Linked DNA regions of Homo sapiens: region 1 is linked to region 2. A link is an interaction called in ENCODE POLR2A ChIA-PET data of the cell type or tissue named here. Cell type or tissue: MCF 10A. All regions are shown on one strand.

Evidence for each region. Peaks named below come from ENCODE experiments on the same cell type or tissue, not always from the same donor. Only the 100,000 strongest peaks of a DNase experiment are listed, where the experiment ranks them.
Region 1: POLR2A ChIA-PET joins it to region 2 with 5 read pairs; 2 of 35 experiments call an interaction of 5 or more read pairs at or near these places.

The regions. Positions count from the first base shown.
Region 1 is chr14:31,153,587-31,161,586 of GRCh38, forward strand. It overlaps HECTD1 (HECT domain E3 ubiquitin protein ligase 1), which reads right to left. Exons shown (of 43, transcript NM_015382.4): 11 at 3,579-3,717; 12 at 3,254-3,424. Among named protein-coding and RNA genes, the nearest start is that of HECTD1, 50 kb to the right of the region's middle. In MCF 10A, no CTCF peak of the experiment used is centred here; a DNase peak (open chromatin) is centred at 6,315.
Region 2 is chr14:31,258,794-31,266,793 of GRCh38, forward strand. No RefSeq gene overlaps it. Among named protein-coding and RNA genes, the nearest start is that of HECTD1, 55 kb to the left of the region's middle. RefSeq lists a silencer at 6,890-7,184. In MCF 10A, no CTCF peak of the experiment used is centred here; DNase peaks (open chromatin) are centred at 3,408 and 4,998.

The DNA.
Region 1 (8,000 bases), 110 kb before region 2:
ATAACCTTTTGAAGTTTAATTTACAAAATCTTTCCCAAGTCCAAGGTCACTAAGATTTTCTCTTTTCCTCTAGAAGTGTCATAATTTTAGTGTATACATTTTAGTCTATGGTTCATTTTGTTAATTTTTGTATATGGGACCCTAACCATGTATATATATAATGTATATATATAATGCTATATATATACATGGGTAGTAAGGGTTGAGACTAAGGGAGACTCAATCTCAAAAAACAAAACAAAAAAAGAAATGATACAAATATATATATATGTGGTAAGGGTTGAGGTTTAATTATTTTGCATATGCTATTGGCTTGTTCATTTTTTGAAAAGATCATCCTTTCTTGGTGGTCTTAGCACTTTTGTTGAAAATCAATTGGCCATATGTGTAGTGGGTCATTCATCTATCTTTACACTATTGTCACACTTTCTTGATTACCAAAGTTTTATAAAAGAGTTGAAATTGATGTATATCCTTCTACGCTGCTCCTTTTCCAGGTTGCTTTGGCTATTACATTTATATACAAATGTTAGACTCTCCTTGTTTTTTTTTTTTTTGAGATGGAGTTCTGTTCTGTCAACCAGACTGGAGTGCAATGGCACGATCCGATCTCGGCTCACTGCAACCTCTGCCTCCCAGGTTCAAGCAATTCTCCTGTCTCACCCTCCCAAGTAGCTGGGATTACAGGTGTGTGCCACCACGCCCAGCTAATTTTTTTTTTCTTTTTTTGAGATGGAGTCTTGCTCTGTCGCCCAGGCTGGAGTACAGTGGCGCGATCTCAGCTCACTGCAACCTCCGCCTCCCAGGTTCAAGTGATTCTCCTGCCTCAGCCTCCGGAGTAGCTGGGACGACAGCCAAGTGCTACCATGCCTGGCTCATTTTTGTATTTTTTGTAGAGATGGGGTTTCACAATGTTGGCCAGGCTGGTTTCGAACTTCTGATCTCAGGTGATCTCCCTGCCTCGGCCTCCCAAAGTGCTGGGATTACAGGCATGAGCCACTGCACTCAGCCTAGAATCTCCTTGTCAATTTCTACAAAAAGACTGCTGGGATCTTGGTTGGGATTGCTGTAACCTATTTCTTGAGAGAGAGAGTTCCAGAAAATAAACTCGGATAATATTTTTGTTTTGTTTTTCCTTAAATCCCCCAGTAATTCTGACGATTAAACAGATTTGGGTAACACATACACACTCTCTCTTTCACCACCCTCGGGATTCTACAATTATTAACTCATATACCACCATTTTTTTCAAAAATATTACTACCCTGTTATTAACACACAGTAAGCATTCACTAAATATTAGAAATAAATCTTGCTGGGAACCACTAGACACAGAAAAGGTATATTTAAATTTGCAGTCTAAGGCAAGAGTTACCAATGAATACAGAAATTGGTGGGTTAAATTTACTGAGGAACAGCATATTTACACAGTCTGGAATTATGTCCCTACAAATTACTTATTACAAAAGGAAAAAGAGGCCAGGAGCAGTGACTCACGCCTGTAATACCGACAGTTTGGGAGGCCGAGGTGGGTGGATCACCTAGGTCAGAAGTTCGAGACTGGCCTGGCCAATATGATGAAACCCTGTCTCTACTAAAAATTCAAAAATTAGCTGGGCGTGGTGGTACGTGCCTGTAATCCCAGCTACGCCGGAGGCTGAGGCATGAGAGTCGCTTTAACCCAGAAGGTGGAGGGGGCGGTGAGCCGAGATCATGCCATTGCACTCCAGCCTCAGCAACAGAGCAAGATACCGTCTCAAAAAAAAAAAAAAAGGAAAAGAGCAACTTTACAACTTTACAGTAGAGAAACCTGGAAGAGAAAAACTTAAGCAAGTGATCCAAGTTATCATAACCAACAGGGTAAACAGACACAAATGTGCCTCCAAGAAGGAACATTATGCACCTAGAAGAGCATAGTATCACCTCTATAGGACTTTTGCTAAAACACATAAGCTGAATTTAATCACAAAGAAACATGACACAAAGTTAGGCTCTTTGTTCAAATTAACTGTTCTATTCTCTTCATAAACACCAAAGCTATGAAAATAAAAGGAAGGCTGACAGACTGCTGTAGGTTCTCAGGACAAACTATCGCAGGTTCTCAGGAATATGATAAGCAATGTAATGTGTGCTCCTGGATTTCATTGTGGACCAGAAAAAAAAATTACTATGAAGGACATTAAAGACAATGGCAAAATCTAAATATGTCTCCAGAGAATATATTAGTGTTACATAAATATTAAATTTTCTGATTAGTACGATTTTGATAATTATACTACAACTATGTCCTGGCTTTTTTCTGGTGAAATATTTAGGTTAAAAGGTAAAACTCTGTATTCACCTTACCATCAATTTTTTTTTTTTTAAGATGGAGTCTCAGGCCGGGTGCGGTGGCTCACGCCTGTAATCCCAGCACTCTGGGAGGCAGAGGCGGGCGGATCACGAGGTCAGGAGATCGAGACCATCCTGGCTAGCATGGTGAAACCCTGTCTCTATTAAAAGTACAAAAAATTAGCCAGGCATGGTGGCAGGCGTCTGCAGTCCCAGCTACTGGGGAGGCTGAGGCAGGAGAATGGCGTGAACCCAGGAGGCGGAGCTGGCAGTGAGCCGAGATCGCGCCACTGCACTCCAGCCTGGGTGACAGAGCGAGACTCTGTCTCAAAAAAAAAAAAGCTGGAGTCTCACTCTGTCGCCCAGGCTGGAATGCGGTGGTGCGATCTCGGCTCACTGCAACCTCAGCCTTTGGGAGGTCAGGGCAGGCAGATTACCTGAGGTCAGGAGTTTGAGACCAGCCTGACCAACATGGAGAAACCCCGTCTCTACTAAAAATACAAAATTAGCCAGGGAGGTGAAGGTTGCAGTGAGCTGAGATCACAACATTGCACTCCAGCCTGGACAACAAGAGCGAAACTCCATCTCAAAAAAAAAGTACACACACACACACACACACACACACACACACAAACAGATACATGTGTCTGAAAAAATGTTAAAGGAAATGGGGCAAAATGTTAATAACTAGTGAATTTGGATAGAGAGTATTCTGATATTCTTTAACTATATTTGCAACATTTCTATATGTTTAAAATTGTTGATCAAAATGTTTTAAAAGAAAATTGACCAATTTAAAAAATATACAGAATTATTTCATATTGTCATTATCCTGTCAAAAACCATCAAAAATTGAAACTAGATTTTCCTCAAAAAAAAAAAAAAAACTCTTCCTGATACCTCTATAATTAAGACCACTCACTTTTTCTGGTTTTGATTCCTCTTCATTCTCATCATCAGAGGAAGGACCTGCCAACGTTGACACTTTGCTAATTACACCAAGTCTGGCTAGCTGATCCAAAAATATATCACCACCTTTATCTACTAAATCCCTTATGATCTGCAAAGCCAGCAAGTGGCCATCATCATCATCCTGAAAAATAAAAAATAAAAATAAGTTTAGTTGCCAGGAGTAGAGAAATGCAGTAATTTGCACAACATGATTTACTGAAATTAAAACAAAAATTTTATTTCAGACTACTAGCTAAAGGAAATTAATGCTAAAGAGTTTTGAAAAAGAAACGGACCTCTTGATCCAGGACAGTTGCAGTGATTTCCACTAGTATTGTAGGCAAATTGTGACCAACATCAGAATCACAAACTTCTTTTAACAGTGCTTCAGAGCAAAAATGAATCATTTTTCGAATTAGAGCAAGACTTGCTTTCCTTGAAAAGTAAAAATAGAATTATATGAAGCCAAATGAAGTTAAAATAAATCAAAATGCATGCATTAATGAACAGTAAAATATCCAATGTTACATTTTATACACTCTGCTAAAAAAATACACTTAATAAAAAAATACAAAAAATTGGGACTCAGCACTATATGTTCATTTTTGAAATAATTCCATTTATTTTCTATTATAAATATATTGAGCTCACCAAAAATGACTTATAATTTTCTTAAATGCACTTTTCTATTCTATATTCTACACTTTACTAGCATGAATGTTAACATGTCATGATAATTTTAGAAAATCAAGTAAAAAGTACTACAACTACTAAGAAAATAAATGGGGCCCAGTGCAGCGGCTCACGCGTGTAATCCCTGCATTTTGGGAGGCTGAGGGAGGCGGATCGCTTGAGGTCAGGAGTTCAAGACTAGCTTGGCCAACATGGAGAAACCCCGTCTCTACTAAAAATACAAAAACTAGCTAGACGTGGTGGCAGGCACCTGTAATCTCAGCTACTCAGGAGCCTGAGGCGGAATAATCACTTGAACCTAGGAGATGGTGCCACTGTACTCCATCCTGGGAGACTGAAGGAGACTCCATCTCAAAACACAAAATAAAATTAAAAAAAGAAAAGAAATGATACAAATTATACCTAAAATTTCCTATAATCCAAAATACAATGCTCTAAGAACTTAAGATACTAGGTAATTTATATGAAAAACAAAATTTTGATTTAATTTGTCCTTCATCAAATTTAAAATCCACGTTCACTGCAACTATGGACTCATATAAATGAAAATAAGAGATCCTAATAATCCCATGCCCCCAAAATATTCCCATCATTAACAAATTAGTATGCCTCCTTTCCCTTTTATTCACTTACTGCTTTGCTTAGACCGTAGCAGACACTCAATAAAGTCACATAAATTAACCTCAATTTTTTTTTTTTTTTTTTTTTTTTGGAGACAGAGTCTCGCTCTGTTGTCTCGGCTGGAGTGTAGTGGCACAATCTCGGCTCACTGCAACCTCCGCCTCCCGGGTTCACGCCATTCTCCTGCCTCAGCCTCCCGAGTAGCTGGGACTACAGGCGCACACCGCCACGCTCAGCTTTTTGTATTTTTTGTATTTTTAGTAAAGATGGGGTTTCACTGTGTTAGCCAAGATGGTCTTGATCTCCTGACCTCGTGATCCGCCTGCCTCTGCCTCCCAGAGTGCTGGGATTACAGGCGTGAGCCACCACGCCCGGCCAAATTAACCTCAACTTTATAACATGTAACCTGATCTTTTAAAATAAAAAACACATATTCACATACATTTAAATGATAATAAACTACTAATAAGATGAGGCTTGGCTGGGTGAGGTGGTTCACACCTGTAATCCCAGCACTTTGGGAGGCTGAGGCAGGTGGATCACCTGAGGTCAGGAGTTCGAGACCAGCCTGACCAATATGGTGAAACCCCGTCTCTACTAAAAATACAAAAATTAGCCGGGCATGGTGGTGGGCATCTGTAGTCCCAGCTACTCAGGAGGCTGAGACAGAAGAATTGCTTGAACCCTAGAGGCAGAGGTTGCAGCAGGCCAAGATCGTGCCACTGCACTCCAGCCTGGACGACAGAGCCAGACTCTGTCTTAAACAAAAACAAACAAACAAAAAAAAGGCTTGTCTATTATGTAAGAGCCAATAATCAATTCATTTAACAAATATTTTCTAAGTATCTAACAATGTTCTAGGCACTAAGCTGCAGATATCATTACCCTTGAGGTGAATGATAGAAGGATAAAGAGGCAAAATTTTCAACTGATGTCCTAGAGAGGCATGTGACACAGCTGTATTTCTACAGCATAGGGTCTCTACATATTTTATAACTCTCTCTAGCTGAAGTTATAACATTATATTTCTTTAATGAAGGAATATGCTTTATTACAAATTCAAGTACAGTACAGAAAATGATAGGTGGACAGAGGACAAACTGTTCTAACAGGATTGGTTCTTTCCAGTTTTTGTTTTGTTGTTTTTAATTTAATTTAATTTATTTATTTTTTTTGGGACAGAGACTCGCTCTGTCACCCAGGCTGGAGTGCAGTGGTGTGATCTCGGCTCACTGCAACCTCCACCTCCTGGGTTCAAGTGATTCTCCTGTCTCAGTCTCCAGAGTAGTTGTGATTACAGGTGTGCACCACCACACCCAGCTAATTTTTGTAGTTTTAGTAGAGACGGAGTTTCATCATGTTGGCCAGGCTGATCTTGAACTCCTGACCTCAGGTGATCTGCCTGCCTCAGCCTCCAAAGCGCTGGGATTACAGGCGTGAGCCACCGCACCTGGCCATAATTTTTTTTTTTTTTTTGAGACAGGGTCTTGCTCTGTCCCCCAGGCTGGAGTGCGTGGCAGGATTTTGACTCACTGCAACCTCCGACTCCCAGGTTCAAGTGATTCTCGTGCCTCAGCCTCCCAAATAGCTCGGACTACAGGCTCCTGCCACCGTGCCCAGCTAATTTTTCTATTTTTTGTAGAGACAGGGTTTTACCACGTTGCCCAGGCTGGTCTCGAAATCCTGTGCTCAGGAGATCCACCCTACTCGGCCTCCCGAAGTGCTGGGATTACAGCCATGAGTCACTGTGCCTGGCGCCGGTTTTTATTACTGGCCCCAGTTTTTATTTATATTCCACTGTAAATACCAGAATTTAACTATTAGTTTTATATCATGACTTATTTCAATTAACAATGTATTAGAATGTTTATATGTTATTTATCTATCTCTCTCTCGTATACTGAGCCATCATGAGCAGTAACCTTTTTATGTACTTTAAAAACATAATTCATTTAACCCACACAACAAAACCTATGAGGTGGGTTTTATTATCTCAAATTTACAAGTGAAGATACTGAGCGATAGTTAAGTCAGTCTACTAAGATCACCAAGCTAATAAATTACAGAGCCTGTATTCAAATTCTATCTCTTAATTAGATGATACATAATACTCACAACATAAAATTTTCCTGTTTAACACTATTATATAAATTTTGAACATTTAGTTTACAGTCTTTTCTATTAAAAATAGCACTATTTATTTTTGTGTAAACAGTTTCTTCATATTCCTTCAGTACAGAGGGATTCTTGGATCTAACAGCCTAAACACTTTCATTAAGTATTGAATGTGTATGAGTACTGCATTCATATTGGCAAACTGATTCAAAAAAGGTTGTTAACACCTTAAATTATCACTAAATATGAATATCTACAATATTCCTTTTTACTTAAAAAAAATTCTCATTTTTTAAGTTTCTTAACTGTCTAATAGGTAAAAATGATACCAAATTTTACTTATTTCTAAAATGTTTTGCTTTTTACTAGTAAGGAAATACTTTTTTTTTTTGAGACAGCATCTCACTTTGTCATCTAGACTGGAGTGCAGCAGCACAATCTCAGCTCACTGCAGCCTCGACCGCCCAGGCTCAAACAATCCTCCCACCTCAGCCTCTCGAGTAGCCAGGACTACAGGTATGCGCCACCATACTCAGCTAATTTTTGTGTGTTTTGTAGAGACAGGGTTTCACTAGTTGCCCAGGCTGGTCTCAAACTCCTGGACTCAAGCAATCCTCCCACCTCAGCCTCCCAAAGTGCTGGGATTACATGCATGAGCTAACACACCCAGCTAGGAAATACATTTTTCCATATTAATTTTTTGCCGTGTTTCCTCTTGAACACTGTGCCTTAATTTCATTGACTAATTTACTCAAATGGCTCTGAAATTTTTACGATCAATTTGTAAATACCCTTTGTATATAATAAAGACAGTATCCCTTTGTCATATTTGCTAACAAATACCCACCTGCTGGCAAATTTTTTTAGATTAAAAGTTTCTATTCTGAGACATTTGTGGCTGCAGGTAATATTGTTTCTGTTATGTAGTAGTTTTATGTTTTTTACATAAAATAAATTTAAAAGGACACATTTGGCTAATGCAAATAGGTTTCTAAAGTAAGCCAGGCATAGTGGCTCACGCCTGTAATCCCGCAGTTTGGGAGGTCAAGGCAGGGGAACTGCTTAAGCCCGGGAGTTCAAGACCAGCCTTGGGCAGCAAAGCAAAACTATCTCTAAAAATAAAAATTAGCTGGACCTGGTGGTGTGTGCCTGCAGTTCTAGCTACTCAAGAGGCTGAGGCAAGAGGATACACTGTGCCATGGAATTCAAGGTTGCAGTGAGCTGTGATCATACTATGCACTCCAGTCTGGGTGACACAGCAACACCCCGTCTCAAAAAAAAAGAAAAAA
Region 2 (8,000 bases):
TGAGGTGGGTGGACTGCTTGAGCTCTTGAGTTAGAGACCAGCCTGGGTAACATGGCGAAACCCTGTCTCTACAAAAAAATACAAAAATTAGCCAGAGGTGGTGGCACATGCTTGTGGTCCCAGCTACTACGGGAGACTGAGGTGGGAGGATGGCCTCAGCCTGGGAGGTGGAGGTTGCAGTGAGCTGAGATCATGCCACTTTACTCCAGCTTGGACAATAAAACCAGACCTTGTCTGGAAAAAATAAATAAATTAATAAAATAAAATAAAATCACAACTTTTTGTTGCAGGTTTTCAAAAAAATTAATGAATTAAAGCTAAGTATTAAAGAAATTCAGAGGCTGGGTGTGGTGGCTCAAGCCTGTAATCCCAGCACTTTGGGAGGCCGAGGTGGGCGGATTACCTGAGGTTGGGAGTTCAAGACCAGCCTGGCCAACATGGTGAAACCCCATTTCTATTTTTTCTTTTTTTTTTTTTTTTGAGATAGAGTCTTGCTCTGTCACCCAGGCTGGAGTAAAGTGGCGCAATCTTGGCTCACTGCAACCTCTGCCTCCTGGGTTCAAGAGATTCTCCTGTCTCAGCCTCCTGAGTAGCTGGGATTACAGGAATGTACCACCACACTCGGCTAATTTTTGTATTTTTAGTAGAGATGGGGTTTCACCTTGTTGGTCAGGCTGATCTCGAACTCCTGATCTCACGGTCTGCCTACCTCAGCCTCCCAAAGTGCTGGGATTACAGGCATAAGCCACCGCACCTGTCCGAAACCCCAACTCTACTAAAGAAAAATAGAAAAATTAGCCAGACATGGTGGCATGGGCCTGTAATCCCAGCTACTCAGGAGGCTGAGGCAGGAGAATCGCTTGAACCTGAGAGGCAAACGTTGCAGTGAGCTGAGATCGTGGCACTGCACTCCAGCCTGCGTGACAGAGTGAGACTCCGTCTCAAAAAAAAAAAAAAAAGCAAGAACTCTCAGCAAACTTAGAGTAGGATGGAGGTTCTTCAGTTTGCTAAAGATTTTATACCAACTTTGTAGACACATTCTTTTAAAGATTGGAAACATATCACTATAATTTAACAGTGCTATAATAAAGGAAAATGTTATCGTTATCAGATCCATATGTACTATAATACTGTATTTTGGATATTTGACCCTCCGTACCTCATGTGCAATTTGATCCCAGTGATAGTGGTGGGTGGGGCTTAGTGGGAGGTGTTTGGGTCATGGAGTGGATCCCTCATGAATGGCTTACTGCTGTCCTCATGGTAATGACTGAGTTCTCACTCTATTAGTTATTGCAAAAGCTCCCCCTTGACTTCTGCCTGAGGCCCTCACCAGAGGCAGATGCTGGCACCGTGCTTCTTGTACAGCCTACAGAACTGTGAACAAAATAAACCTCTTTTTAAAAATAAGTACCTAGCCTCAGATATTCCTTTATGGCAACACAGATTAGGACATATAAGTTCTTTGAAACTGGGCATAGTGGCTCACGCTTGCAATTCCAGCACTTTGGGAGGCCGAGGCCAGAGGATCACTTCAGCCCAGAAGATCAAGACCAGCCTGGACAATACAGTGAGACCTTGTCTCTACGAAAAATTAAAACATTAACCGAGCATGGTGGCACATGCCTATAGTCCCAGCTACTCAAGAGGATGAGGTGAGAGGATCGCTTGAGCCCAGGAGGTGGCAGTTGCAGTGAGCTGAGATTGCACCATTGCACTCCAGCCTGGGCAACAAAATGAGACCCTGTCTCCTTCCCATGTGACAGAAAAAAAAAAAAAAGGTCTTCAAAGATGATTGGTAAAGTGGTAAAAAGCATACAAAGGGAAACAATTATTGCGGGCTTTTGCCATTTTGTGTGTATGTGTGTGTGTGTGTGTGCGTGTGTGTGTGTGTGTGTGTGTGTATGTGTCAACTGGGTTTTTGTTTTGAAATTGGGTCTATTTCTGTCACCCCAGGCTGGAGTGCAGCGGCACAGTCATGGCTCACTGCAGTCTTTACCTCCCAAGCTCAAGTGATCCTCCCACCTCAGCCTCCCAAGTAGCTAGGACCACCACCACATCCAGCTAATAAAAAAATTTTTTTTTGTAGAGATGAGGTCTCACTATGTTGTTCAGTCTGGCCTCAAGTGATGTTCCTGCCTCAGCCTCCCAAAGTGCTGGGATTACAGGCATGAGCCACCATGCATGGCCTGTCATTTTTTTGGTTGTGTAATTTCCATTTCTTCTCCCTATAGAGGATAAACGTTTTATTGTTTATCATGTAGGTGAAATGCAATGCTATGCTGCCCACAATGGAAGCTTAAGTGGGGACATCTTTCCTCTTCTTGAACTGGCGCTCTAAGGTTTTTGGTGGCAACAGAAATTCCACATGACATGTCCTAGAATGTGTGGGTCCCATACACTCTGTGCAAATGCCATTTTTCTAGTCTGGATAGATCCCGACTTCCTTGCCCCTAGTCGGCATAACCTTGAATCTTATTTTTTTTTCTCTCTACAGAATGGTGCCTTAGATTTTCATTAGATTTAGAGTGGAACAAAGTAGGGGGTGCAAATTAATATCAGGATGAATAACTTAAGGAAACAAAAATTCCTGCTTTCAGAGAACTAGAATGAGATAGCAAACAGAACCCCTGAGGACCAGGATCGGTTTAAAATACCTAGCTTTACCATTAAAACACAACTCGAGCCCAGGAGGTTGAGACCAATTGGAACAACATAGTGAGATCCTGTATCTACAAAACACACAAGAAATTAGCCAGGCATGGGGGCTTGTGCCTGTAGTACCAGCTACTCAGGAAGCTGAGGCAGGAGGATCGCTTGAGCCCAGGAGTTCAAGCTGCAGTGAGCTATGATCACGCCACTGCACTCCAGCCTAGGCGCCAGAGCAAGCCCTGTCTCAAAAACAAAAACAAAAACAAAAAAACCCCCACACTAATTAACAACAAAAAAGTGGGGGTGGTGGGGAGATGAGAGGAAGAGTAAAATGAAACACAAAACACAAGACCATCCCTGACAAAAGCAAGCCTTTCACATGAACTCACTACATCTACAAACTCTCCATCTTGTCTTACAGGAAAAAACAGTGGGGAGGGGTTTGTTCAGGGTCAGAGCTGATGGTCCCCAGCACACAGTGGGTGCCCAGAGAATGGGTCTTGTGTGGGCAGCACTGCTGGCTGGCTCGCACAGGGCAAGCCCAACCAAGAGTTTGGTGATTCTGATTGACAGCTTTGATTGGATCTCTTTGGTGTCATCTGACCTTTAGTCAGAAACTGTCTCAGGAAGGATTTAAAGAAGTCAAAGTCTCCCCCCTGCCCCATGAATGAGGACTTAACAAATTCAAAGGCCAGGGGATAGGGCAGGTGGCTCAATCTTGCCTATTATGAGAATCTTGGCTGCCTGCCTGGGTGCACAAAGCAAACGACATTTTTAAATTTCTTCACAGTCCATTAGGTAACATGTAATACCCTTCAACTGAAAGAATTTCAAGTCACGTGCCTAGAGCCTTCTTATTTAGGGTGTCTCTCCCATGGTGACCATGCAGCACCAAAAATATCTTCTGTAGATATTCATGTGACTAGATCTTGGTTATATGTAAACAGGAATTTTCATTTGAGTCATAATTAGTCTCCAGATAATTAACTCATGAGCTTTTGGCTAAGTTTCCTTTGCTAATATTCTCAGGTTGTACTAAAGTTGAGCTAGCAGAAAAGGGTTAGGAGTAAATTCGGTTGGGGAAATTGTTAGTATTTGACACAATACTTCTTAAACCAGTTGAACTTGATTTGTGCTGTAGCCCTTGAATAACTGCTGTCTTCTTAATTTGCTGAATTGGAGAAGTTCCTTGATTTGTTCCTTAATTCCTTAAATAGCTTGTGTTCATCCAGCTCTTTCGACTCCGTCCATGAACACTCTATCTCCTCTCAACAATGATTTGGGCTGTGTTTTGGATCCAGCTGCTTAAGAAGGAATGACTGAGGAGAAGTCAATTGGGCCAAAATTATTCTAGGAGGTGAGATTGAAATGAGTTGACTTAAGCATAAAGCCAAAATGAAACCAGTCACACAGAAAATGTACAAGGTGATTATGAAGTTTGCCTCTAAATTAAACAGAAATCTGTGACAAACTGCATCTCTTGCAGAGTCAGTTCTGGGTCAGCTGGCAGCAACTGCACTCCCTTGCAGATCTGCTCAAGACCTTGTGTCAAGCTGTCTCCCACTTGATCCAAGTCATCCTAGGATCCTTTTCTTGAAAGTCATAAAAATAGGACAACAGATTCATTGTCAACACCAGCCATGACAGTCACTCACTCTGTCTTTTTTTTTTTTTTTTTTTTGAGATGGAGTCTTGCTCAGTCACCCAGGCTGGAGTGCAATGGTGTGATCTCGGCTCACTGCAACTTCTGCCTCCTAGGTTCAAGCGATTCTCCTGCCTCAGCCTCCCAAGTAGCTGAAATTACAGGTGCGTGCCACCATGCCCGGCTAATTTTTGCGGGTTTTTTTTTTAGTAGAGGTGGGGTTTTAGGTTGGTCTGGAACTCCTGACCTCAGGTGATCTACCTGCCTCGGCCTCCCAAAATGTCGGGATTACAGGCATGAGCCACCACACCCAGCAATGTTTTTTGTTTTTTGAGGCCTTTATTAGAAAGCTGATTTAATGTGATTTCATGCTGAAATAAATCTGTATCTGAGGATGCTAAAAGTCTTACTGCCAAGCCAGATCTCAATACAGTCTAAACTGGGAAAGGAGCCTTCATTGGGATGATGGCCAAGAAACTAGTCAGTTGTAGATGTAGCTTAAAAGGTCATTGGCTCACTTGCAAGAATACTGGCAGCTTCAACATTTGCTACACATTCCTCTCATTAGTCAATTGTTTTTAAATGTCTTTTACACTGGAAAACCCAAGAATGTCTCCTGCCTGAATGTACCATTCTCAGCTGATCTCTTCCTGTGAGATGTTAGGAATGAGGTCCTGCAGCATCCCATGTGAGTCACAGGTCAGGAGGCAGGATGCCTCCAGCTTCTTTGCATACAGCCACTCCACTCCCTCCCTGTGACTCAGTCCACACTCTCCGAGAGCATACACAGCATGCCTTGAGTAGAACCTGAAGCATAGACCCAAAAGAATCAGAGCCAGAAAGGATCTCAGATAGCCTGTCCAGTGGGGGGTCTGACCATGTGGCTTACCTGGTACTGAGAAGTTTCACATGGCACAGAACTTTCACTGGTAAAACTGTGGATCTTGTGCCAGCTGAAGCAGGTGGTTGCAATGTGCCCAACTACTCTTCAGAGAAGAAACTGAGGCCAAGGAGGCCGACTTGCCCAAGCTAACAAAATCTGTCAGTGGCAGGTCTAGGATTAGAATCCAGATCTAATGGCGCTAAAGTGTAGTGCTCTTTCGAAGCTGGAATTTTCTTGTATTGCCACAGTGCATTGCACACAATAGGTGCTGAAATTTCTGTTGTGGTTGTTTTTTGAGTTCGAAGGATACGCTTTTCACAGATATGATTGTTCCTAATTAGCAATGGATCTCACTCAAGGTCATTGTGAATCAATGGTGAAATCAGTTCTCTACTTCTAGATTCTGAACAGAACAGTGAGAATGAAGGGGAGGGAAGCTTTGTGAGTAATAACACAAGTGGTTAAGCAAACAGAAGGACTGTGCAAAGATGAAGAGACCCTTGTGTGTAGGTTAACCGAGCAACACAGTAGCAGAGAACACAAAGAAATATGGTATAGGTGTAAACACCAAAAAGTAGGAAGTCTTTTCCTGTCCTTAGAGAAAGAGTATGGTAGAAAAAAAGCATTATAGTTCTGGCAAGGGAAGGTAACCATGGAGATACACACACCCCATGTGGCAATGACCACGTGATGAAAAATAATATCACCTGACATTTGTGGTTGTATGTTTTTCAGGGTCAAAAGAACCTAACTCCCGGCAGTATTCTTTGTCCTTCCAGATCTGAGATCTACCCTGTTTTCCCTGCCAGTTTTCTCTCCTGGATCCTGAGTGTTTTGTTTTGTTTTGTTTTGTTTTTTTGAGACAGAGTCTCGCTGTGTCGCCCAGGCTGGAATGCAGCGGCCAGATTCGGCTCACTGCAAGCTCCACCTCCCGGGTTCACACCATTCTCCTGCCTCAGCCTCCCCAGTAGCTGGGACTACAGGCGCCCGCCACTACGCCCGGCTAATTTTTTTTTTTTTTTTTTTTTTTTGTATTTTTAGTAGAGACGGGGTTTCACCGTGTTAGCCAGGATGGTCTCAATCTCCTGACCTCGTGATCCGCCCGCCTCGGCTTCCCAAAGTGCTGGGATTACAGGCGTGAGCCACTGCGCCCGGCCGATCCTGAGTTTTTTATAAACTTGCACAAATTACCAGGGATCATTAGTCTGTGATGCATAGATCTTTATGATCACTTAACTAAACAGTGCTGTATCCTCTTCAATGCTACAGTCTTCTCACCTACAAGAGGCACCAATGTTATATGTATAAGAGAACAGACAAAGCATTAGGGATGTGACTTGCTGAGGATCAAGACTGGAGAAATGGGCCAGGCGCCGTGGCTCACATCTCTAATCCCAGCACTTTGGGAGGCCGAGGCGGGCAGATCACGAGGTGAAGAGATTGAGACCAGCCTAGCCAACATGGTGAAACCCCGTCTCTACTAAAAGTATAAAAATTAGACGGGCATGGTGGCGGGCGCCTTTAGTCCCAGCTACTCGGGAGGCTGAGGCAGGAGAATGGCCTGAACCCGGGAGGCGGAGCTTGCAGTGAGCCGAGATCGCGCCACTGCACTCCAGCCTGGCGACAGAGCGAGACTCTGTCTCAAGAAAAAATAAAAAATAAAAAAGATTGGAGAAATGTCTATTGGAAACAGGAGCTCAGGAACAACCTATTTATCGTGGAAGTCTTCAGCAACTCATTTTGTGAGGTAGTGCTTTGGCACTTGATTTCTTTTATCTGGGATGGAGCCCAAGGAAGTGGTACTTGGAGAGGGAGCAGCATAAACAAAATAGAAGTGACTAAGCTGTTTTGACACCCATTAAGATGGGTGTTACTCCCCAAATGGAAACCAGCTATCTGCTTTTCTATTTGACCACGCCTTTTCCTGCTGGTGATCTGAAACAGGGTTACCTGTTCCTCTGACTAATCCCTAAAAACGCAGGTGAACAGAGGCTGCGATGACCTACTTTGCAAATACCTGTTACAGTGTTAATCAGTGAACTTTGTGGCCAGACGTCCTCACAGTTGTTCTACTTTACACTGAAGGCCAGGTAGGGAGCAGACTTTGGAATGGGCTTGTGGCCATCCATCAGAAGCAAGGGAGTTGGGAAACAAGTGCTGATTAGAAATGCAAATTATTGGCTGGGTCTGGTGCTGTGTGCCTGTAGTCCCAGCTACTCAGGAAGCTAGGCAGGAAGATTGCTTGAGCTCAGGAGTTCGAGGATCTAGTGCACAATCACAGATCACACCTCTGAATAGCCACTGCACTCCAGCCTGGGCAACATAGCGAGCCTCCGTCTCTAGAAAAAGAAAATGCAAATTATTGGACCTTACCTTAGTGTCGTGATTCAGAATTTCTTTTTGTTTTTAATAAAGATTAACATTTAGAATAGTTTTAGATTTACAGAAAAATTGTGAAGATAGTACAGAGTTTCCATATAACACACACCCAGTCTCCCGTTATTAACATCTTACACTACTAGTATGGTACATTTGTCACAAGTGTTGAACCAATATTGATACTTTCTTGTTAACTAAAGTTCATATTTTATTCACATTTTCTTAGTTCTTACCTAATCTCCTTTTTCTGTTCCAGGATCCCATCTAGGATACCATGCTACATTTAGTCATCGTGCCTTCTTAGGCTTCTCTCTGTTATGACAGTTTTTTAGACTTGCCTTGTTTTTGTCATAAGTCTTTTGTTGTTGTTTTTTGAAATAGGGTCTCCTTCTGTTGCCCAGGCTGAAGTGCAGTGATGTAATCATGGCTCACTGTAACCTCGAA